3 separate regions of the Mus musculus genome follow, and regions 1 and 3 are each linked to region 2. A link is a loop called in an ENCODE intact Hi-C map of the cell type or tissue named here. Cell type or tissue: heart. All regions are shown on one strand.

Region 1 (8,000 bases), 90 kb after region 2:
ATAACAGCATCTAGGCAGGCATGGTTCAGGCAGGAACCTACCTACTCTAACAAGGCCACACCTATTCCACAGGGCCACTCCCTGAGTCAAGCATATACAAACCATCACAGTCTTCATCAATCCTCCAAACTGCAAGAAATCAATTTTCTTTATTTATAAATTATCTAGGCTTAGATATTTTGCAATAGTGGCACAAATGGACTATACACTTTATAAATGATGTTGGCTGTAGTGGTGTTGACACACACCATGTAGCAATGTTTTGGTTGATGATAGACCATACATACCACAATTGTCCCATAAGATTATAGCGATGCTGAAAAGCCTTCATCCTTTAATAGTAGCAATCATAATGTCAGAGATGAAGTTCATTAGTCATGTGCCTGTGATGACTGAGTGTAAGTAACCCATTGCGTTGACAGGTAAAAGTCTAGCACCATAATTATATATATGTACTTTATAATGATGTTAAATCTTGTTACTAGATTATATATTTACTTTGCTATACCTTTATCAGAATTTTAGGGCACACACCTATTGTAAAGAAAGGGTTATTATGAAACAATATGCATTTAAAAAGGGAGCAGCCTTGTATATTCATCTTTAGCACTTCTCTTGATTGCTTCAATAGGCAGTGTCCATGAGTGACCCATATCATCTGGGTTTAGGAGAGTACAATGTGTGATGTTTACACAAGAGAATTGTCCAATGTTAAAGTTCTTAGAGCATCTCCTGTCATTCAAGTGACACACGCCTGAGTGAAAGCCGAAGATAGGGAAGGGAGGTGACCAAGCCTTTGTACAAATCGTATCTTCTTCACTGTGCATGAACCATTCTCTTTTCCTATCCCATGTTTCCATCAGTTAAAGGTTGCCAATTTCTTCAAGACCTGGATCAATGTCCATTCTTTCCTAGAGTTCTTCCTTATGGGCCTAGATGACTGTGACTCCTTTACGCTGTGGACACAGGTGCCCGAAAAGGTTCATTACCTATTATCAAGGTGCCACTGAGTACCTGCTAGATCAAAGGCTCCATACCTTGTACTGTGGGGGAGTCTTGGAAAAGCTTTGCAGAAGTGTGGAATTTGGGGTATCGATGTAATAAAACATGAAATAAAAGGTTGACTTTGATTAAAGTGGTGGGAAGGAAGAGAGGATAAAATAACTCCTGACAAATAGGTTGATTCTTCCGTTTCTTGTTATTGCCTATGGCATCTTGAGAAAAATCATTCAGTTGCCTTGCAAATCAGCTTCCACATACATTCCATGGAATTAGTGAGACCTGTGTGGTAGAGTGGTTATGAAGACTGTGAAAGCTCATATACTGACTCGAGGCCATCATTGCAGTGATGCCACTGACATTAATTAGGCTGTTATAGCATCTTCAGTGGTCCACACACAAAGAACTCCTCTTTCTATGTCTCTTGTCTTGTGATGTCATCTTGTCTGTTGAAGATGGAAGGACTTTTCCCTTTGGTCTTCCATCTGCTACAGATGGTGTTCCGTTATTACCGAAACTGTAGATTGCTCAGTCTTGGCTTTCCAAGAAGCTAACAATTGTTTCCTTCTCCTCCACACACACACACACTATGGTGTCTTATTCCTGTACTGTTGCCTTTAAGGGGCTCTTCTATCTGGAAGATGCCTTCTCAGCCTGACCAGCAGTTGCTGTCCCAGGGAGCATCCAGCTGGAATATCTATCACTCTAGAAGTTTCTCTGACTGGCTTAGGTTCCCTTTGCCTTTCCATGATGTTGTAGGCATTGTTTCTCCATCACAGAATTGTCGCACTGCATTAGACTCCTCAGACCTTCAGAACTGGTGCATAGTACTTGCTCATGGTGTGATTGTGAACGGCTGTGTAGTCTTTCTCCATTGTTTCACAGTCTTATCTTTTTTTTTTTTTTTAAATCTCTGGACCCTAACTCTCCATTCTGCACTCTTTATAGTAGTTAGGTATGAAGCTCCCTCAAGTATTAACAAAAAGTTCCCAAGTGTTAGTAAAGATAACTCACATCTACAGACACTATCCTGAACGCTTGTATACAGTCTTTTCTATGTTCCTTTCTTCTCCTTCCTCCTCGTCGTCGTCGTCGTCCTCCTCCTCTTCTTCTTCTCCTCCTTCTTCTTCCTTTTTGCTAGGGACTAACCTTAACCTTGGGAAAAGGGAAAACTACCCCCCTACAGTCCTTTCTTAGTGCTCAAAATCCTTTAACAAAATCCAAGTTGGCGGAAACAACTATAAAGTCCACTAAGTATCCGATATCTTTATAGCATTGAAACACAACAGTTTTATTTTGTTCTCTTTATGTTCTGTTTAAATTACATTATTGAGTTTCAGGTAATTTAAGCCACAGGACCAAGTCATGAGGGACTATTGTGTTTAAATCTCAGTTTTCTAAAGTGAGCCTTAAAAGGAGTTATAGAAACATGAATATCAGGGTAGACAACATAAACAAAGGTTGGGGGAGGTTTTCACTGTGTTTCCGAATAAACAAAGCTATCAAGGAGGAAAGCATCATGGGAGTGCATTACTCAGTGAGTCCTCTGCCAGGAAGAATCTTTTCTTTTATAGTAACCTGGGAACTATGGCCAGGGTTAGTTCACCTGAGATGGGAACAGCTGACTGGTGGGACCTTCCCACACAGCAAGGAGAGGGCAGCATGGTCTGGAGGGCAGGTGTTGCCAGGAGCCTGGGGTTCTGAGCTGGGGATACTGCTTGCTTTCCAGCTGCTATTTAGGTCAAGTTCCTGCTTTCCCATCAAGGGACAGTTTGCTTATACTGAAGATACTGGTCTAGCTTTCCCATTTAATCCAGTTAGATTTGAGTTTTGGTGAAACAATATTTTCATATAAATTTATTTGCCTTCCATGTAGTGTGTTCTGAAGGTTGTGTGAACTGTCCACACAACTATTATTTGCTGTGTATTTGAAATTCAAACTTAACCAGCCACCCTATGCTTTCCCCAGAACTCCTAAGTGGGGTGTGCTTGTGCTAAGTTTAATTACCTCGTAGGGCTGTTGTGGTGTTTAAGTACCATCACGTTTACTACCACTTGGAAAGTTTTTTAAGGAAAGTTTTTTTTTTGTTTGTTTGTTTTTTTTTTTTTTTTGTCCGAGACAGGGTTTGTCTGTATAGTCCTGGCTGTCCTGGAACTCACTTTGTAGACCAGGCTGGCCTCGAACTCAGAAATCTGCCTGCCTCTGCCTCCCAAGTGCTGGGATTAAAGGCGTTCACCACCACTGCCCGGCTTAAGGAAAGTTTTTTAACTTGTATATAGGAAAACCAATGGATTCTATTAGAATATTCTAATAATTAGTCTGAGTAAATTAATGCTGGAATATTAATGCCCATGATGGAGATCAGACAGCAGGCTTCTCCGTTACTCCATAGTGTGTAAAACAGCAACTTTCAGGCTGTGCCTTGCCCTGCGTGATTCCATTCTACCAGGAAGCCTTTGGCTTTGTCTCCAGTGCAGACACAGAGGAGCAATGACGACGGCACACGTCATGCACACAGACATAAGCCCCTGCCCACCACCAACCATGAGGCACAGATCAGAAACTTACTCCACAAAGTAAAAACCTACCACCTGTAAACTTACTGAAGTTAGATCAGGACATATGAGCACCTGGGAACATTAATACCATGTCAGAAAAGATGTTATCAAAACCACCAGACACTTTTGAAGATCCCGTTTAATCTGAACACACAGTGTATGTTTCCAGGAGGGGTGCAGAGAACTCATTTATATATATATATATATTTTCGAGGCAGAGTTTCTCTGCATAGCCCCGGCTGTCCTGGAACTCACTCTGTAGATCAGGCTGGCCTTGAACTCAGAAATCCACTTGCCTCTGCCTCCCAAGTGCTGGGATTAAAGGCATGCGCCACCTCCGCCCAGCTACAGAGAACTCCTAACTGTCGTGGAGACTTCAGCTCAGCTCAGATCTCACTTCTAGCTGCCATTCCTTCTGACTCTGTCAGTCCATCCATTTGTCTGTCTGTGCCTGGTTCTGTATCTTGCTTACATTATTCTGTGCCTTTGTAGCTGAGCCAACACTGAGGCTGCACTCAGCCTTGAGACCCTGCAGCCTGGCTCTTTTTAAGCCCCCAGAAGTTCTTCAACTGGGTCCATAAATATCTTATACCCTGTGTAGTGACTCTGTCTGTACCTGTGCCACTCCTTTGCCTCTGCCTCCAGCAAGGCCTCTGGATGTCTTGCACTCTGGCCTCTTTGACCTTTTAGTAGTCATCCTGTAAAACACACACACACACACACACACACACACACACACACACACACAGTGCTGTGTAATATGTGAGATCTGAGAGTTAATATTAGTAATTAAGATCAGAATGAAAGGAAACAAATTTGCCAATGGCCAGCTATTAAAGAGAATTGGGACTACTCAAGTTTGCAGTTGACATAACTTATAATTTATTTTGTTCAATAAGTTCTTATATGTTGGAAACACACAGGCATGTCTGTCTTTTTCAAGACAGTGTAATATTAATGAAGATCTTTAAATGGCAAAACAGAAGCCCTTGGGGAAAAGTGTCTGAGTGTAGACTGGAGGAAGATAAATTGTAACTAATTTTGACCTGTTTGTGGCTTAGGTGTTTATTCTCTTTGTTTTGTTTTGACGTTAGGGAAAATTTAGTATATCCCAAGAACCGTGGCTATGTTAAAACAGGTAGTACAGTCTCTGGCAAAGAAAAGGGCCTTTACTGCCCCCTGGTGTGCATAATCTCTAATTGCAGCATGAACACGAGTACGCATAGAGAGCCAGCCAAGACCATAAGATTCGCGATCGTTAAGTCTTTGCTCTCAAGGTATCTTTTCTCAAAAGCTCAAGACTTGAGGACTTGCAGCTGGCTAAGGAAACTGTAGCACGCAGAATGGTGACATCACCCATGCCTTCCTCCTTGGGACTGAATACAAGAAGTGTAGAGGCAATCAGGTCGCGAGTGCTTAGCATTGAGTTAGGGGCAGGTGCTGTTAAAGGCCAAGACAAGGGTCTTTTTGTTTAGTGGTGAAGAGTGGCTAGAATATCTGTGGTATTGCTTAGGTTTTATCCAACGTGCTGGGACAGGGCAAATTCAGAAAATGGAGCTAAAGGGACAAAGGAAAGATGTAAAATAAGATCTGGGTTTGTAGCCGGTTGTACACAGCTTATTCAGCAGACATGTTTAAAATATATAAACATTAAATGAGACGAAAATCAGGGTAGAAAGCAGTACACAGAAGCTGGCAAATAACATTTTGACTGCATTTGAACCGTGTCATCTTTTTAAATAAATGAACCAAATAAGGCTAAGATCAGGGAAGCAGACGGCTAGGGATGTGGCTCATTACCAGAGTTCCTGTCTAGTTCACGTCAGGCTCTGGGGTCTAACCCAGCTCTGCAAGGTCAGGGCAGGATGGATCCAGGGTAAAGTCACTGGTTGAATTTATATTAAATTTCCAAAAAATAATAAACTTGTCACAAAGTCTACTGCAACATACATGCAAGGGGAGTCTGGTTCTGGCTTGTTTGCTCTGACTCCCCACCCCCTTGCCCAAAGCCTTTTCTTCTGGTTTTTTTGTTTGTTTGTTTGTTTGTTTTGTTTTTTGTTTTTCAAGACAGGGTTCCTCTGTGTAGCCCTGGCTGTCCTGGAACTCACTTTGTAGACCAGGCTGGCCTCGAACTCAGAAATCCTACTGCCTCTGCTTCCCGAGTGCTGGGATTAAAGGCGTGCGCCACCACACCCGGCTCTTTTTTGTGTGTTTTTTTTCAACCCCATAGGGATGGAGTAGGGGTAGTGACTCCATAAGTGCCTCTTTCCTAGCTTCTCACTCTTCTGCTATTTCTCTCTTCTGTAGCACAGGCATGCCAATAATCTTTTTTTTTTTTTTTTTTTTTGAAATGACATACTATGCACTCAGATTTACTATGCTAACCGACTTAACATGGGACAAAACTGTGAGTAAATATGCGCCCGGCAGGCCTCCGTGGACATCCTCTCACAATGCAGATACATTCAGGGTTGGACTGGTCCTGAGCAGCATCCTGAGGCGCTGGGAAGCACTAGTTCCCTCCCCTTCCTTGCTTCCTTGTGTTTCAACAGAAAGCCCTGGTGACGTTGGCTGACTCTTCTTAGTGATCAGGTGGCTCCAGCTCACCACAATCACAGTCAAAGCTACCGTCCATCTTACTCTGATACAAGGGACTTCTCCAACTCATCTACAGAGTGCAGGGCCCGCGGACAGCCCTGAAAGTCGGCTCAGGTCTCTGGCTGTGCTCTCTCTTTGCCCCAGTCGCTGCCTTGTAATCCTGACCCGCCAGAGGGGGCGGGGCCTCGCGGAGGCACGCCCCCCACGTCACAGGCTCACTCCCAATAATCTTTTCCTTAAAAAAAAAAAAGATTTATTTTCATTATCTTATTTATTTATTTATTTATTTATTTATTAATTATATGTAAGTACACTGTAGCTGTCTTCAGATGCACCAGAAGAGGGCATCTGATCTCATTAGAGAGTGGTTGTGCTGGGATTTGAACTCTGTTGGTTGTGAGCCACCATGTGGTTGCTGGGATTTGAACTCTAGACCTTCGGAAGAGCAGTCGGGTGCTCTTACCCACTGAGCCATCTCACCAGCCCTCATTATCTTTTAAAAAGTGTAGTTGCATGAGTATGTGTGCATGTGGTTCTGGAAACACTAGTGCAGGTCCTCTTAGAGGTTAGAGCAGACTGATTCAATCCTTGATCTGCTGTTACAGGAACTTGTGAGCCACCTGCAAGGGTGCTGGGAACTGAACTCCAGTCCCTGAGAAGAGCCCCAAGTGCTGTTCAGCACTTCTCACCAGCTCCATAACATGCCAGACCTTTGGGTGCTGCGTAGCCGTCTGCCCAGGCTTCCCTCCCACTTCCTTAGGACCTCTATAACAGGTGCGAAGTGCGAGGAAAAGTCTTGGACTTCCAGGCCATGATATTCCCTCTGTTACATTTGCTGCCCTAACCTATGACCTTCAATATTTGGCTCTCAATTTATATCACTTTCTTTTCTTCTTGTATACATTTTTTTTTTCTGACTGTAAAGTTTTCAAGACACCTACAAATGGAAAGTGCTGAGCCTAAGCAAACAGGACTCTTTAGAGCCATGTAAAGAATGACTCACGAGAGACCTCCGCTTTCAGTGGAACTCCCATAGTCAATACTGTGACACTGTTGGTGAAGGCCAACAAGACTCACGCTTGGAATTTACCTACAGGATGTCAGTCCACAAGTCCCCAGGCAGGGTGACTTTTAGGATAGAGTAGGAATGTTGTTTGGCGCCTTGGTCAATGCATTGTATGGGTGCCCGTCCTCTAGGGCGGAGGCAGCACTTCGGAGTCCTCCATGTCCCATTCTGAGCAAGCATTCTTCCAGGCATCGTTTCCTTGTCGTCAGAGTCAGACCAGCAAGAAAAGCCCTGTGGTCTGCCTATTGCTGATGTGGTGCTAGGGGTGCTCAGATGAAAAAAATCAGAGTCCTGGTATACCTGGAGGTAGGTGCTGGGGAAGGAAACAGACACACATTCTTAGACAATTCCTGCCCTTGGCGGTGTGTTGGGCAGTGGATGCTCTGTGAATTTAGATGAAGAGTGACAAGTTTGGCGGGGCAGGGAAGACTTCCTGGAGCTCAGCATTGGAATCTCAATGCTGGAGCTTGTGCTGCCTCCTCTCCTATTCTCTGGACATCTGGTCCCAGGCACTGCTTGAAAGCCTGTGTAGTTAGTGTCTGTGTGAATTTTGCTTCCCTCCAGGCTTTCAGAATGTAGGGTTAACCCAGAGCAAGCAAGCCACTAGCAGTGTGTGCATACTAAGATATTAATTATGTCTATGAACAGATCCCTTTACAGTAAGGAATATAGAAGGACCTCACATCCTTTCTTTCCCCAACTGAATAACCAACATTTCCTTTAAAAGTGCCTCCCTGCCTTCTACTTAAAAGGATCATAACATATCTAACCATGGATG
Region 2 (8,000 bases):
CGGTGTCTTAAGCTTTGTCTCATTCAGAAGCTTTAAAGTGTTTATGGCAGGGTGGATAGTTGGCTCAGCAGGTAAAGCATTTGTGTAATGTCAATAGTTCTGATCTTCCAGCACCCACTTCAAAGCCAGGTAGACTTGGTGGGTTACCTACAATCCTAGTGTGGTGGAGGCAGAGACAAAGACTCCCTGGAGCCAGCTGACAAGCCAGCCTAGCCCAAACAGTGATGCTTTGGGATCAGTGAGAGACCTAAGTGATGGGGAGAGTGACTGAGGAAGGTAGTTAATATCAACCTCATGCCTCACATGTGTGACTGCGTAAAGGCAACCAGACACGGTTATATGCAAACATAAGGTAAAAGGAAAGGAACAAACATTTGAGGCAGTGGGTATCAAAAGGTTGGCTTTAGTTGTCAACTCGTCACAACCTAAGGTCACCCGAGAAAAGAGTCTCTATGATTGCCTACATAAATGAATTGATAGAGCAAAACTCAGCTAGATCGTGCTGACCCACTATAATAGTTGCCACTGTGGGCAGCACTATTCCCTAGGCAGGGAATCTTGGCCTGTGTAAGTTTAGAGAGAGGGCTGAGTACAAGTAAGTCTGAACTCATGGATTTCTCTCTGCCTTTGATAATGTATGTGAAGTGACTAGCTGTTCTAAATGCCTTGTGTCTCAGCATCCCTGCTAGGATGGACTATAATCCGGAACTGTGAACCAAAGAAAACCCTTTTTCTGATAATTTGCTTTTATCATATAAGTTTTTGTTTTTGTTTTGATTTTTATTTTTGTTTTTTTCATAGCAGCAGAAGTGAAACCAGGACAGGGCAGTACCAGGGTGCTCCTGTTATATCCTTTGCCACTGAAAAGTCAGAAGGCAGAATAGGAAACTTAAAAAGTGTTAGCTGGAATTGTCTCAGACCCATGCCCGTTACAATGGTCTTCTTTTTCTGTTTTTTTCCCCCGTCATGTTCTATCTCTTCTCTGCTTTCTACGTGAGAGCATCATTTCCACGCTCCACATTAAATGACACCCTGTTTTTCCTTTCCCAGGTATTTCTAAGATGTACACGGATATCATCAGAGGGGAGTCGCTGATCATTTGTAGTTTCACATGCATTTTCTTTGGAATTTTTCGAGGTCACTCAACTGACACGTCCATGTTCAGAGGTAAGATGGTTGATGTTCTGTCTGTATACTTCCTAAGATTACTATTGAAACGAAAGTGCATTTGTCTCTGCATCTTTCTCTATACATTGCTCTCTGATCAATTAAAATGAGAAGTGAGGTAAACAAGAAAATATAACCATATTTGCATTTTAGTGATTGCTAAAATGCAAAGTGTGTGTTGGATTGATCTGTAATAGGCAAACTGGGGTATATGGGAGGGATGGAAAGAGGAAAGGGAAGGAGGAAATGATATAATTTTACAATCTAAAAAAAAAAAAAAGAAAAGAAGGAAAAGAAATAATTAAAAAGACCCATCTCTTGTCCCTCAGCATGCATACACACATAGACCAATTGCATCATCCGGCCCAGGTTATCCCTCTAGCTGGGATCAGCATGTATCTCAGTTGGTGGATGCTAAGAGTTGTGCGTGGTCTTAGATCTGAGGGTGAAGGCAAACAACTAATGCATATTGGTAAAACAATCCTAGGGGGACAACAGCCAGATTTGTGTGGCTAATGGTGCCTGGGATGCGGAATACATTCCCCTGACAGGTTTCTAGATGTCTCGTTAGTAGCTAGAGAAGAATGGCAGGAATCAGCACAGCGTGAAGGGGAGACATGAGCCCTGGGGACACATTTGTGGTAGCTGCAAGAGGGGGTGGGGAGGACCAAAAGCATAAGGAAGTGTTGGTGGAAATCAGGTAGATAATTTTAAAATGGCTTATTAGCACGCATTAACCATGTAACGGGCTTAGTTATGCTTTCATGATGTGTTTCAATCGTATCCACTCCTGTTAGTCTCTCCTGTCTCTTTCCCCACACTCCTTGTTCCTCTCTGCAGCCAGCCCTCCTGTCTAATGTCTTTCTGTGTGTGACCTAAGGAGTTTCATTGGGATTGTTTACCAGCGTGTAAGTGGGGGCTCACTTACATCCCTGGGGAAGTCTACATTAAGTAGATTTATCAGACTCTCACAGGGCACTCTGCCTGAGGAAGAACAGGCCCCCTGTTTACAAACCAGAGTGCAGTCAGTAAAAAAACAAAACAACACAGACAAACAAGCCAAAACCCAGATGGTTAACTCACGTTTTTCTTTCTCCCCTTTCTCTCCTTTCTTTTATGTTTAGAGTTACACATAATCATCGGACTCAGCTTTGATGTTTTTGGAAGCACCATATGTGGCTATTGGTGTACGAGAGTCATCCAGATTATATTGACCGACCTCTTTAGCAACACACTGACGAACGTTGTTCTCTGTTTCTCACTGGTGTACATGACGTTTTACCTTGGTAAGGCAAACAAACACAAGAACTGCCATCCTACTAGAGAGCCTGGGAGTCCTGGTTTGCCCTGCTCCTTTCCCCTGCTTCATGTCTTCCTCCTGTCTGTTACCACCCCCCACCCACCCACTTGTGTTTTGTCACATCACCTCTCTGTCAGATCTAGTTCTCTCCTGGCCTCTCATTGTAACCTCATGTCTTTGCGCTCCTATGTCTGGGTACTCTTAGCCCTTTGAGCTCTATTCTCTAACCCTACAGTAAGTCCATGGCAGTGCCCTAGAAGCGGAATCGTCATGGAGTTGTTTCTGTCTGGACTCTTGAGCTGCTCACCCCATAAAATGGGAAAAGTTGGCGGAGAAGTTCCCGAGGGCTTTCCAAGCTCGTCATCCTTCACTCACTAGACTAAAAGGTCCTTTCAAATAGCGATCTTTTCTTGAATCTAGAAGGTGGGAAACGAGAGTGGGGAGATCAAGAGTGCTTGTGTCAGGAAGAGAAGCTGGGGCATCGGGTAAGTTGCAGGAGTAACTGTACCCAGCCCCAGTGGGCCTTCCGTTAGTTCAGTTTTGTAAAATTGGGACTTGAGGTGTTTCAGCTCCCAGGAACCATATTAACTATGACCAAACTGCTTTTGCTCCCCTCATACACTGGAGCAACTTTAACCAATGAAGATCTCAGCCGTCTCTTACACCTCTAGCTAAGGAAAGGCAGTTTTCTTTTTCCTGTAGATATATCGCCACCTAGTGGTTGCTTACTGCCCTGAGCCAGTCAAACTAGCGAAAACATTCACGGAATGCTCGTTTCCTTCAGCTTTATTTCTTTGCTCCTTTGTGAAAGTTTTGTGGATGCCTTACTTCAGTTTTTCCACCTCCCTACCAGACTGTGAGCCTCTTGAATATGAGTGGCGCTCATAGTCAGCTCTTCACTCGATTAGTTTTTCCTCCTTTCAGCCAAGCTTAGAGTTGGTCAAATGCCCGACAGTAATTTAATACGTGCTGATCGAATGAACCAACATTCCTTCTCAATGTGTTTTTGAGTAGACAGAATCCAGATATACTCCGTCAATCAGCAACGTTGGGAAATACTTAGCCTCTTTAAGCTTGTCTCTTCTATACAATCGGTCTAACAATACTCCATTTGTGTAAGGCACTGCATGCATTAATGAAGCTTGCTATGCTTGTGAGCTGCGGCTACCCTAGGGACTGGCAAGAGCTCCTTGTGTACACAGCTCCTCCCACCTCCTTCTGAGTGACAGTTGTTCCTGGAGGGGGGCGGGGCGTGTCTCTCTCCCCAATCCCAGACACTTGTTTTTGAGCCTTTGCCAGCTCCCTACTGTGTTCAAGACAGGGTGGCTCATAAATGCTGGTTCATTTCTTCTTCCTAATAGGAATGGAGGTGTTTGCAGCCAATATTTGGTGTCCCCTTAGACAGATTAAATGGATGATAGCCAAGGGCAGAGTGCCAGGACCGGGTCGCAGAAGGCGTTTCAGCCTCCCTTTCACGTTAGAGGATTCCCAGCCCAGACACACACGTTTTCGAGTTGGGATGGGACTCTCACATAATTAACAATACAAGTTCCTTATTTTCATTTATCAATATAACCAAAAATGTTCCGTCACTTTGGCTCAAGTCATTGAAACACAGACATGGGGCTGGCGAGATGGCTCAGTGGTTAAGAGCACCGACTGCTCTTCTGAAGGTCCCGAGTTCAAATCCCAACAACCACATGGTGGCTCACAACCATCCGTAATGAAATCTGATGCCCTCTTCTGGAGTATCTGAAGACAGCTACAGTGTACTTACATATAATAAATAAATAAATAAATCTTAAAAAAAAAAAGAAATGGAAATTGGTAGTCAGTAACTTTATAAAAAATCAATTTCTTGAATGTGTTCAGAAATATATTTGAAGTCATGCTAAGAACTGATGCAGTTAATTACAAGAATAAGCTTTATTTAAAAAAAAGAAACACAAACATTTGATAAAAATGTGTTTAAAACTCAGCAAGAATATATATGATAATAAATAAATCAAGATCATATACATATGTGTATATATATATATATATATATATATGTATATCAGACAAAAATAAGAACTAGCATGTACTCAAAGAAACTGGAAATAAGAGTTTGACAGTTGTCCCCTATCAAAACATTTGCAGAACTGTTAGCTTTACTCAACTTGATTGTTGAAGTTAAATTCGTTAGGAAAGTGCATATATATATATATATATATATATATATGTATGTATATGTATATGTATGTATATATATATCCAAAGTGAAGTTAAGTGAATAGATAAATGAAAAGAATTTTGATAAGTGGTAGACCAGTGGATTAAAATCAGTACTGTAGTAGTCACAACAGTGGTTAATACTGGAATCACAAGAGTGGCCATCCATTGCCATGCACATATGCCAAGGAACATATCATCTAAGTTAATGCTTGCAATAAGGATGTGAGGTGCTATTCACCCCACTTAACACCTGCTTTGCAGACGTGGGGACATTAATGGAGAAAGGGGAGGTCACATCCCATAAGCATCGTGCTGTGCCCTGTTTGAAAGCTCTTCCACTGCTTGCTTGGATGTTCTTTCTCTTCCTTTCTGTCTACTGTCACCCTGGGCTCCTTGGAGACTCTGTAGCCCGGCACCTTTAGTATTTTTGTGTTCTAACATTCTCCCTAGACTATGTTTCAACATTTAGAGCCCAGTGAATTGCCAATTTAGTCGGGGAGAGAAGGGCAAATGCTCCAGGAAGCAGCAACGCCTGGCCCATGCAGCACAAAGTCCCAAGGTGCTGAGCGGAGATTACGTCATTTCTTTTCCCACTCGCCCTAGCCTCAGTGATGATGCAGGATTGGCAAACTGGGTCAAATCTGCTCTGAGCTAAAAAAAGCTTTATGAAAAGAGCAGAATCAAAGAATAATATCTCATGGAGATGAAGATTATTTGAAGTCTAAAGTCTGTAGTATTTTATTGGCTAGCCAACCGTCTGCATGTTACCTCCGGCTTCTTGCAGCATCATAGCTGAGGAAGGTCCCATGGCTCACAAAGGCTGGGTGTTTATTCTATTGCCCATCTCCGAAGAAGCACTGCTATTCCCTGAGCTACAGCATTAGCCAATCCCTTGAAGCAACTTTCTAAATAAGAAACGCTGCTTTCACCTTTCCTACTGATTTTTTCCTCAGGGCGAATCAGTGTATAGATTTAATCACATTTAAATTTATTTCACTTTCTTCTCTCCCCAGTGGAATATTTCGGAATGTCAGGCATTGTTGCTTTGGTCACGGTAGGCCTGAATTTGGATTCTTTAAGCTTTAAACCGAGGATGGAGTTCATCATTACTAAGTGAGTTTCCTGATATGCATTCAGTATAGATTTCAGAGAATTTTAGTACTTGGCTGGTCTTGTCTTTGATGAGGCTAATAAAATTCTATTTATTTACATATTTCTATCTTTAACGTTTCAATGTGCCATCAGTGATCAGCATTATTGATGTTGTCATTATGAAGAAAGTGGTTTAGAGACAATAGTGCCTTCTCTACGTCACTCCGATAGACTTATTCTATGAATTGTTGGGTTTTTTTTTCCCCTTCACATCCACACTTGTGTGACACCATCGTAATGTGTGAAGGAAGGAGGTCAGAGCGAGATGCATCACCAGCAAAACTCTTACCTACCCTTCCCACCTGGTGTTGGGGGTAGGGGTAGGTGTGGGTGTAGGTGTTGGAGTGGGGTTGGGGTAGGGGTAGGTGTGGGTGTGGGGTTGGGGGTTAGGGTGGGTGTGGGTGTTGGAGTTGGGGTGGGGGTAGGTGTGGGTGTTGGAGTGGGATTGGATGTGGGTGTGGGTGTTGGAGTGGGGTTGGGGGTTGAGGTGAGGGTGGGGGGTGGATCAGTGTCTTCTCAGACCAATGGATTAGGCCTCCTCTCAGAAACCATGCAAAATCACAGACACTAAGTCGAAATCTGCCAAAGAAATTCTCATCTCAAATGAAAGCAGATGTGGACAATAAGCCTTCACTCTGACTTTTCCCATGGAAAGTTGTTCAGTGTAAAGGCCGTTCTGAAATAATTGTTTTAAGTGTTTAACTTATCCTGTAAAGAATAAATACCTGTGATGGAGGATGGCACCTTTTTTTTTTTTTTTTTTTTTTTTTTTTTTTTTTTGGTTTTGCAAGATGAAACAAACTTGGCACCAATAACTTTTGCTCCTTTGTTCCTTTGATGTGTTTGTGAATGAAGCTCGGGACTAACTGGTTCATAAGGCTTACAGATTAGTGTAGCGACTGCACTTGGTTGTTGGTAGCGCTGCCTTTCAGTAATTACTCATTACTTACTGTAATTAGTCATTCCACTTGTTTGGTCTTTTTTTAAAGATCTATTTGTTTATTTAATGTGTATGAGTACACTATAGCTGTCTTCACACACACCAGAAGAGGGCATCAGATCCCATTACAGATGGTTGTGAGCCACCATGTGGTTGCTGGGAATCGAACTCAGGACCTCCGGAAGAACAGTCAGTGCTCTTGACCGCTGAGCCCTCCAGCCCTTGTTTGCTTTTTCACTTATGCCACTATCTTTTCCTGCCTGCTATGTCCTGACTGTTGAATTTGAAGCTGGTGGCAATTCGAATAAGATATTTCCAAGCCAAAACCAAAACCAAAACCAAAACCCAATAACAACATAACCCAAAAGCATGCTATTGTTAAATGGTATACCTGCTTATATTACAAATAAACAAACAAACAAACAAACAACTTAATAGGCATTCTAAACTTATGTATTTTTGGATCCTACTATTTGCAAAGGGATTGTTGGACCCTATGGAGATATTTTAAAAATCCTTCAATTCCTCAGTTATTCTATGACAGCTGAGAGGTAAGAGTTGGGACCTCAGGGCCTCCACTCCTATCTTTCTTCATAGGAGCTCTGAGTGGCTTGAATCCGGAAATAGAAATAACTTGGAGAGTCACACCATGTGCTGATTATATCAGATAATGCTTTATCACAGCTAGAACAGGGCTTCGTAATGCTCCTTCCCTAGTGTAGATCTTGAGAGCCATTTTTGAGGAGACAGGCTTTGGGGCTGAACAGCTTACTTCACCAGTTTAAAGGGGAAGTCCTAAGCAAGGGAATCGAGAGGAGGCGGGGCTTGAGATCTGTCTGTTGATGAAGGATCTAGCTCCTCCTACTCAAGCCAGCATGGAGAGCATCATAGATTTTTCCCAGAAGCAATCCAAGAAAAATCGATTGCTTTTCCTTGCTTTACTGTGCTGGGATAGCATTTCAGGGACACAGAGGAGGTCATGTCTAACCTCTTGGAGTGCGTTGGATGGAGAACACTTAGGAAAAGAACCGGGTTTCCAAGACTTGTAGACATTCAGCAGATTGAAAATCAGACAAGAGAGATTTTTCAAACTAAGGGGAGGAGCATGTGCCATCCCAGTAGGAGAGGTGGCAAGGAAGCATTGGATCGTTATCACCCATCAGGTACCCGGGGGCCTCTTTGCAGCCCACCCTTGGTCTGGGCTTTGCAGTGTCAGCTCCAGTACTA
Region 3 (8,000 bases), 210 kb before region 2:
GAGTCCTAAGCTGTCCTAGTAAGGGAAGATAGGGTATATGAATTCTGAGGGAAGGGACTGAGTTGAAATGGGGATCTTCATTACAACTACTATAGACAGGCAGCTGAAGAGGTGTTGCTTGTAGCTTTTACTACCCCACCAAAGCTCCAGGAACAGGCCATGCTACCAGCCCCCACCCAGCTTCCCTTGAATCCAAGGATAAAAGAGGAGGTAGGATCAGATGGCAAGGGCTGTAGACCATGCCAAAGTGTGGTGGCACTACTCTCTAGTTCCAGGTTAGATCAAGTTCAAGGCCAGCCAGCTTGAGCTACACTGGCAAGTTCAAGGCCCTGAGTTACATGAGACCTGTCTCAAAACTAAAAATAAAATGGCCTTGTCCTGATGGTAAAGAAAATATAAGCAGAAGGTAGTATGCAAGGAAATACAAAATCTAGATTTGTGCCTCTTTATTCACAATTATTGAAAAAATTATGCATGCCTCTCCCATGTGCATGGTGTTCACTGGGGCCCTTGGTAAGGTGCAGTCTGTTTCAGCGGGTCTGGGGTGGGGCTTGGAGGCACATGATCACAGATGATACTCGTGTTCAGTGTGGCCAAAGAGCACACTTGCGTAAGACTCGCCATAATAGGTAATTTTAGAAATAGATCTGATTTGTATCTGAGACATTTTAGTGAAGTGGTGAGATATAAGACATAATCAGAAGACATATCTACCTGAAGACTTTAAGGGGAGAGGTGAGTAGGGTGATTCTTAGCTGGGTTCACATCGGAAGAAGCAGGTGCCTTAAATGGAAGTCAGGGTTCCTGTGCAGCGTGAGCAGCTACAAAACGAATGAGTCTCAATGAGGCCTGAAGGAGTTTAGGTTGTTGTTTGTTTTGGGTCTTGTTTTTTTTTTTTTTCTATTTGAAGATTTATTGTATGTATGTGCACCATATGTGTGCCTGGTGTCTGTAGAAGTCAGTATTGAATCCCCTGGAACTGGAGTTCCGCATGGTTGTAGCCCACCATGTAGGTGCTGGGAATCAATCCTGGATTCCCTGCAAGAAAAATGGACCTAGCTGCTGAGCAGCTTTATACTTCTCAGTTAAATACCAATACCAATACAGATGTGAAGCTGGACATTGGCATGCTGAATCTGTTTAAAGTGAGGCTAGGTTCCCAATTGCAATCGGCTTACACGAAATTAGGGCCTGAACCAGCCCAGTGGTTGAAGTAGGAGAGGAGTTGGGCAATAGGCTGGTTCTGTGTGGTGACTTGAAGACAGATGACAGAACTCCTTAGTCCCCTTGACCAAACAGTAGATCTGTTTGGACATCCTTTTCATGGCATCAAAGCCCTTGGGAATAGTTGAAAGGAAAACCTATAGTGATTTTAGTCTGTCATACATACTCCTAACCTCCCAAGCCCAGTTAGGACCTAAAGGTGCTCTCTTGTACCTCTTTGTCTCTGTGTCATATGTCTAAACTAAACCTTTTACTCCCTGGATAGTTAGGGTACACCTAGACTCAAAGCATGGCATGCCTGTTTCCCCATGGCAGAAGGGCCTCTTGTAGTTTGGGGTATTATACTTTAATCTGTATTAGGCTTTTTTGTTTGTTTTTGTTTTTGTTTTGAGACAGGGTTTCTCTGTGTAGCCCTGGCTGTCCAGGAACTCACTCTGTAGACCAGGCTGGCCTCAAACTCAGAAATCCACCTGCCTCTGCCTCCCAAGTGTTGGGATTAAAGGTGTGCCGGTGGTGCTCGGTGGCTTTTGTTTTTTGTTGTTTTGTTTTTGTTTTGTTGTTGTGGGTTTTGTTTGTTTTTGCATACACATGTCATGTCTGAAGCACATGCATGCAGTACCCAGTGATGCTAGGAAAAAGCACCATCTCTTCTGGAAGTGAAGTTAGAGAGGGGAGCTGCTATGTGGGTGCTGGGAATTGAACCTGGGTACTCTGGAAGAGTTGTCAGTGGTCCTGCTGACATCTCTACTGCTGAGCCATTTCTGGCCTGGGCTTCAGCTCCTTAACTAGTTCTGATGGTTACCATGATACAGTCATTCCCATACCCTCATGCCCTCCTTGTCCCTTAAATGAACTTATAAGGGTTTTCTAAAGCAAGGCTTGGAAGATGTGTGAAAGGCGAGGTAGTCTATAACTCAGCTGCTGTCATCACAGCACACACCTTCGTCCTAGCTTTAGCCACGTTTCTTCCTGCTGCTTCGAGGTCAAACTATGTCATCCCCGTGTCACTGGGAATTCTGCCACTCTCCCTGACTTTGCACTCTGCTTTTCTTCTGTGGTTTTCTCTTATCTCCTACAACTTCTGAGCTAATGTACATGCAATGAGCTTTTTCCCCAAGTTGCTCTTGACTACCTCCCAGCCTTGATTAATATTTATTTGTTTGTTTGTTTGTTTGTTTGTTGTTATTTATTTATTTATTTATGTGCCCTAGGCATGAAACAGCTTTGGCCATCAAACCAGGCATTAATCTAGGATGAATAACTGCCATCCACTCTGCCCCTGACTGATATAAGAACACCACTGCCATAGGTGTCTCTTTGCCCATTGCCCGGGGGGTATTTCTGTCCTCAAGAATCAGTAATGCCTATTTTTTAAAAAGTCTTAATAATCTCTCCATTAAGGAAGTATCAACTGCTAAATCAGAAAAAAAAAATCTGTACCTCTTCAAACATAAATGTTTATTGAGTCCTATCTCATTCAGAGCCCACAGCTGTGTGCACTGAGCATGTTCAATAAATATTTGCTCTTGTGGTTTGATTTCACTGAAACCCAAACTGAACTTTCTAGCTGTACCGAGGACCGGGGCAAATTCCAGTAAGATGCTTCAAGACCCTGGGAAAAGCAGCCAACATGATAATGCCGGGCTTGCTCTTGATAAGCTTCATCCCACCTTAATTACCACCCGAAGATGCTGTTATTACCCTAAGGTCCTTCTTCTTCGACAATCCAGAGGAGCTAGGCATGCCCTTGCTTTGAGGCTCTGTGTTTTGCCAAAGCTCTATGGAAGGGAGTTACTCAGTAACCATAGGAGGGTCTGAGCTACCAAAGACAAGAACACCACAGCCTAGGGCATGAGGGCAGCAGGCAAAGGCCAGTTAATGACCTGCTCACGGTGATTTATGTAGACTGGAGGCTGCTGTAGAAAGGAATTAATGACCTGAAGGAGGTCCCAAAAATTAGAGGGGAAGTAAACGTTAATATTCTTTCAATGTCACTGGAAGACCCGATGTATGCTTTCCAATCTTGTTTCCACTCAGAATGGAGAGAAACGGTTCTACAGATAAGTAGGGGAATTCTCCCCCAAATTTTTACCTGACACGAGTATATCAGAAGGCAGGAAGATGATTCAGTGGGTCAGAGTGGCAACCTGAATTCATTCCTGGAACCTCATGAAAAGACAATTGCAGTGGTACCCATCTGAAATGCCACAACTCCAGTAGTGAGATGAGGAGCAGAGCTAGAGTTGCCCAGAGGCTCCAGGGCCAGCTAGCCCAGATTGTACTGCACAGTGAAACCATCAAAGGTGAAGGGGAGAACCAACTCTGTAAAAGTTGCCCTCGGGTCGTACACGTGCTGTGGTATGTACACAGCTGCACACATCACTCACACACACACACACACACACACACACACACACAGAGAATGTTTTTAAAGTTTCATTTTTAGTGCTGATTAGTCAACCCCTGTGTCTTACTTACTCTTAGAGAGCACGCACTCCACCTCTGAACTACATCCCTGGCTCCCCATAAATAGTTTGCCTCCAGTTCTGGATATAACTAAAGTCTCAAAAGAAAATTAGAGCACTTTTCTTTTTTAAAGATTATTTATTATATGTAAGTACACTGTAGCTGTTCTCAGACACCCCAGAAGAGGGCATCAGATCTCATTACGGATGGTTGTGAGCCACCATGTGGTTGCTGGGATTTGAACTCAGGACCTTCGGAAGAGCAGTTAGTACTCTTAACCGCTGAGCCATCTCTCCAGCCCTAGAACACTTTTCTTATATCTTATAAAACTAATTAAATATTTCATGGAGTATGCAAAGGGGAGTACAGTCACAAATCAGTTTGCCTGGAAATAGTCTTTTTTTTTTTTTTTCTTTCCTTTCTCAACACAATCTAAGATGAACCAAAAGAGAAGATATTTGGGATCATCCAAGCCAGTGAAAGCCAAGGGGAGCTGTATGTGTGAGAAGCTGAGGCCAGGCTGGTAGTGAGGACTCTAAGGAGGCCTGCTGCAGTACACAGTGATGGGGAAAACAGCCAGGGGCAATGCAGCTCAGCACAGCAGGACTGTCTTTTGACCATGTTGTCTTTCTGATGGCAATGTTGGATATCGTAGAATAAGACAGGTGTTTGCTTCTTGGCCAAGAATCACAGGTGCTTTTTTTTTCAGTAATGGAATCCCCATAGCATATCCCAAAAATGATGGGTTCCACAGCTGAGAGTCAGGAAATGCTTGGGCTGGTAACCTGCAGGCCTTTGGAACAGTTACAGCTTAATCATGCAACACAGAAACTGAAACAGCTAAAAAGAGCTGGCCACATGATATAGAAGCTATGTGGTGGCTGTGCTCATCTGGGATGCATATCAGACACATGTACACTAATACAATATCTGTAGCCAATGAGAAAGCCTCTAAGGTCATTTCTGGGACCTGGATTTTTGAGAGCATTATGAACAAATTTGTGACTATCCAGAGGAAAAGAACCAGGTGGTGGGAGAAGTTACAAGCTTCACATGTGGAAAAACAAAAGCAAAAGGATTTAGTAAGGGCTACATAGTAAGAAAGAACTTATCTCATAAAACGGTGGGAGGGGGAAAAAAACAAGCAGATGCTGAGTTGTAGCCAGAGAACATGGACAATTCCTTAACAACACATAGAAGACCTGTGAAACAAGGCTGGAGAGATGGTGCAGGGGTTAAGAGCTCAGGTTAAGACCTGTGAAACAGGTATCAAAGGAGGGCCTTGAACCTCATTTCCCCTAATTTTGTGATGGGGACAAGTACTCCAGCCAAGTAAACAGGCATTTGTTTTCCCCATCTGTAAGCGTGGCACAGTAACATCCCGGTAGAGCAGATGAGGCCATTCTGGAAAGCAGCCAGCGTAGCTTCTGGTATATAATATTTTGAAATCACACTTCATCCTTGGGTATTTGGCTTATTGGATACAATCCAATAGCTAACAGCAAGATAATGGTGAAATTACAGACAATAGAACATTCCTAGCCAACCCAGATTATTTTGCTAGGCAGGCACCTAAACACTACTACTCTGCCAGCAGACACTGAAGTGGGCTTCCTCCATCTCCCCTCCCCACACCTGCTCGGGGATCAGTTCCCCACCCCCCTTCAGGTGCTGCCACCCTCAGACTGTACTAGGACCCCTCTTCCCATGCCTCCCTGTGACACGGCATTGCCACCATTGTTGCTCATCAAGTCGAGACCTTTTGCCTACGTGACATATTGATGGGTTTAAAAAATGTTAGAAAACTCGGGCATGGTGGATTATATCATCCCAGCACTCAAAAGGCTAAGGCTGATGGGTTCTAAAGCCAAGCGTAGATTGAACCGTGTAAGAGACTCTGTCTCAAAAACAAATGGATATTGTGCTGGCCTCTTTTACGTCAACTTGTCACAAACTACTATTTTGCAAGAGGGAACCAAAATTCAGAAGATTGCCCTGTGGGATTTTCTTGACTGGTGGTTGATGTGGGAGGGCCCAACTCACTGTGGGCAGTAGCCACCCCTGGGCTGGTGGTTGCAGGTGCTCTAAGGTGGCAGGTGTAGCAAGCCTGTAAGCAGCATCCCTCTATGGCCTCTGCCTTAGTCTCTGCCTCCAGGTTCCTACTTTGAGTTCTCATACTGACTTCTGTGGAAAAAGGACTATGACTGGAACATGTGAGAGGAAATTAATGCTTTCCTCCTCAAGTTGCTTTTATGGTGTTTTATCACAGCACTAGACCCTAACTAAGACAAACATCAACAAAAATAGAACCTGGGTAGCACTTAGGAGGTAGAGGCTGGCAGATTTCTGAGTTGGAGGCTAGCCTAGTCTACAAAGTGACTTCCTGGACAGCCAAGGCTACACAGAGAAACTCTGTCAAAGGGGGGGGGGGGGCGTGTTGAACCCAGTTGGAAGACTGTTTCCATAACAGCAGGAAACCCTGGGGTAGAGGATAGCCTCAGCGCCGTATAAACTGGATATGACAGAGGCAGTGAAATCAGCACTTCAAGAGCCTTGGTTATGCACCGAGGCCAACCTGAGACAGGACAGACCCTGTCTCAAGAAAATAGGAGTGCTTACCTGTTGTGTTGGGCCTCACACCCTTTTCTGCCCACCCATCTGCATCCTCCTTTTACAAAAGGCACAACACCATAATACTCTGCAGTCGCCTTCTTCCCACTTAGATGCTCTAGGGAATCCTTCCCTCAGTGACAGGGCTGTTGGTGGTGGCCGAGATTATACGTATGCAAGCGGACCTTAGCTTGGATTCCTAAAGTGGAATGGCAGCCCAGAGCACAACTTCCCTATCGGGGAGTTCAGCCATTTGCATTCCCCAATGTACTGGCTGGTTTTATGTGTCAACTTGACACAGGCTGGGGTTATCACAGAGAAAGGAGCTTCAGTTGGGGAAGTACCTCCATGAGATCCAGCTGTGGGGTATTTTCTCAATTAGTGATCAAAGGGGAAAGGCCCCTTGTGGGTGGAACCATCTCTGGGCTGGCAGTCTTAGGTTCTATAAGAAAGCAGGCTGAGCAAGCTAGGGGAAGCAAGCCAGTAAAGAACATCCCTCCATGGCCTCTGCATCAGCTCCTGCTTTCTGACCTGCTTGAGTTCCAGTCCTGACCTCCTTGGTGATGAGAGGTAAGCTGAACAAACCATTTCCTCCCCAACTGCTTCTTGGTCAAGATGTTTGTGCAGGAATAGAAACCCTGACTAAGACACCCAAAGTGAAGGTAGGAGGGCCTGCTTCCCCATGGCTTTAGCAGCATGTGTGGTCTAGCACAAATCTCTCAACTCTTTCCTTTCTCTTTTGAAGACAAGATAGCCACAAATTCATTGTGCAGCCTAGGCAGGCCTCCCAACCCTCAAATCCTCAGTTTTCGGAGTATACTACTCTCTCTCTCTCTCTCTCTCTCTCTCTCTCTCCCCCTCTCTCTCTCAGACACACACACACAGAGGGAGGTAGAGAGTGAAAGAGAGAGACACCATGAAAACTGACTAAATTAGCATGTGAAAATATGATGAAAACTAGTAATATAGAGAGATGTCTAATAATGTTTTGTATGCTACTTACAAACTTTTAAAATGTCATTTCATAAAAAGGGGAAAACTAACTTTGCAGGTGAAGCTTTGCTCGCAGCAGGTTCAAACAAGTAATGAAGGCCAGATTTTCTCAAATTAACTGGCCTATGCACTCAAAAATGCCAAGCCTGCTAGACAGAGCAAGCTGGAAGCTCAGGAAGATAACTGGGAGGTAATCCTTAGTGGCCACATAAAGGTGAGGAGAGAACCACGTCAGCAGAGTTGTCCTCTGACCCTCACACATGCTGGTGCCAGGGTTACCCGTAATCACACGCATGTATCATACACACACACACACATCCTTAAGTGTTTGCTTGTTTGTTGTGTATGATCTCACAAACATGCTACAGTGCAGATGGAGGTCAGAGGACATCTGTGGGAGTCAGATTTCTTCTTCTACCACGTGTGTCCCAGGGACCAAACTCAGGTCATCGGGTTGGTAGCAGATGCCTTTACCCACTGAGGCGTTGTGCTGTCCCTATCCCCACTTTTTGTATGTTGGTTACATACATGGCTGCTCTCTAACCCATGCAGATGCCTGCAGCTCAGAACATATCCCTCTATTGGCTAAACAGGTGATGTTTGTCTTTAGTCAAGAGTAATGATGGGCCTTTGAGCAACAAATTCTGGCATCCATCCTTGAATTGTCCCGCTCAGTCAGGCAAGACCTTTGCTGTGACTTCAGACCT

The links. Hi-C counts contacts between places; a loop is a spot of excess contacts. Peaks named below come from ENCODE experiments on the same cell type or tissue, not always from the same donor. Only the 100,000 strongest peaks of a DNase experiment are listed, where the experiment ranks them.
Region 1: a loop joins it to region 2, with 3 times the contacts of the local background. A loop is called at or near these places in 6 of 42 quality-filtered maps.
Region 3: a loop joins it to region 2, with 2.2 times the contacts of the local background. A loop is called at or near these places in 6 of 42 quality-filtered maps.

Annotation. Positions count from the first base shown.
Region 1 is chr1:161,282,156-161,290,155 of GRCm38, forward strand. No RefSeq gene overlaps it. Among named protein-coding and RNA genes, the nearest start is that of Prdx6, 35 kb to the left of the region's middle. In heart, a CTCF peak has its summit at 4,747 (motif pointing left); no DNase peak of the experiment used is centred here; H3K27me3 peaks cover 272 bases.
Region 2 is chr1:161,192,509-161,200,508 of GRCm38, forward strand. It overlaps the pseudogene Gm6185. Among named protein-coding and RNA genes, the nearest start is that of Tex50, 37 kb to the left of the region's middle. In heart, a CTCF peak has its summit at 3,187 (motif pointing left); a DNase peak (open chromatin) is centred at 3,703; H3K4me3 peaks cover 1,220 bases; H3K27ac peaks cover 748 bases.
Region 3 is chr1:160,977,981-160,985,980 of GRCm38, forward strand. It overlaps Serpinc1 (serine (or cysteine) peptidase inhibitor, clade C (antithrombin), member 1), which reads left to right and starts at 603. Exons shown (of 8, transcript NM_080844.5): 1 at 603-735. LOC115487665 (a small nucleolar RNA gene) reads right to left here and starts at 2,560; the gene lies at 2,423-2,560. In heart, a CTCF peak has its summit at 3,852 (motif pointing right); no DNase peak of the experiment used is centred here.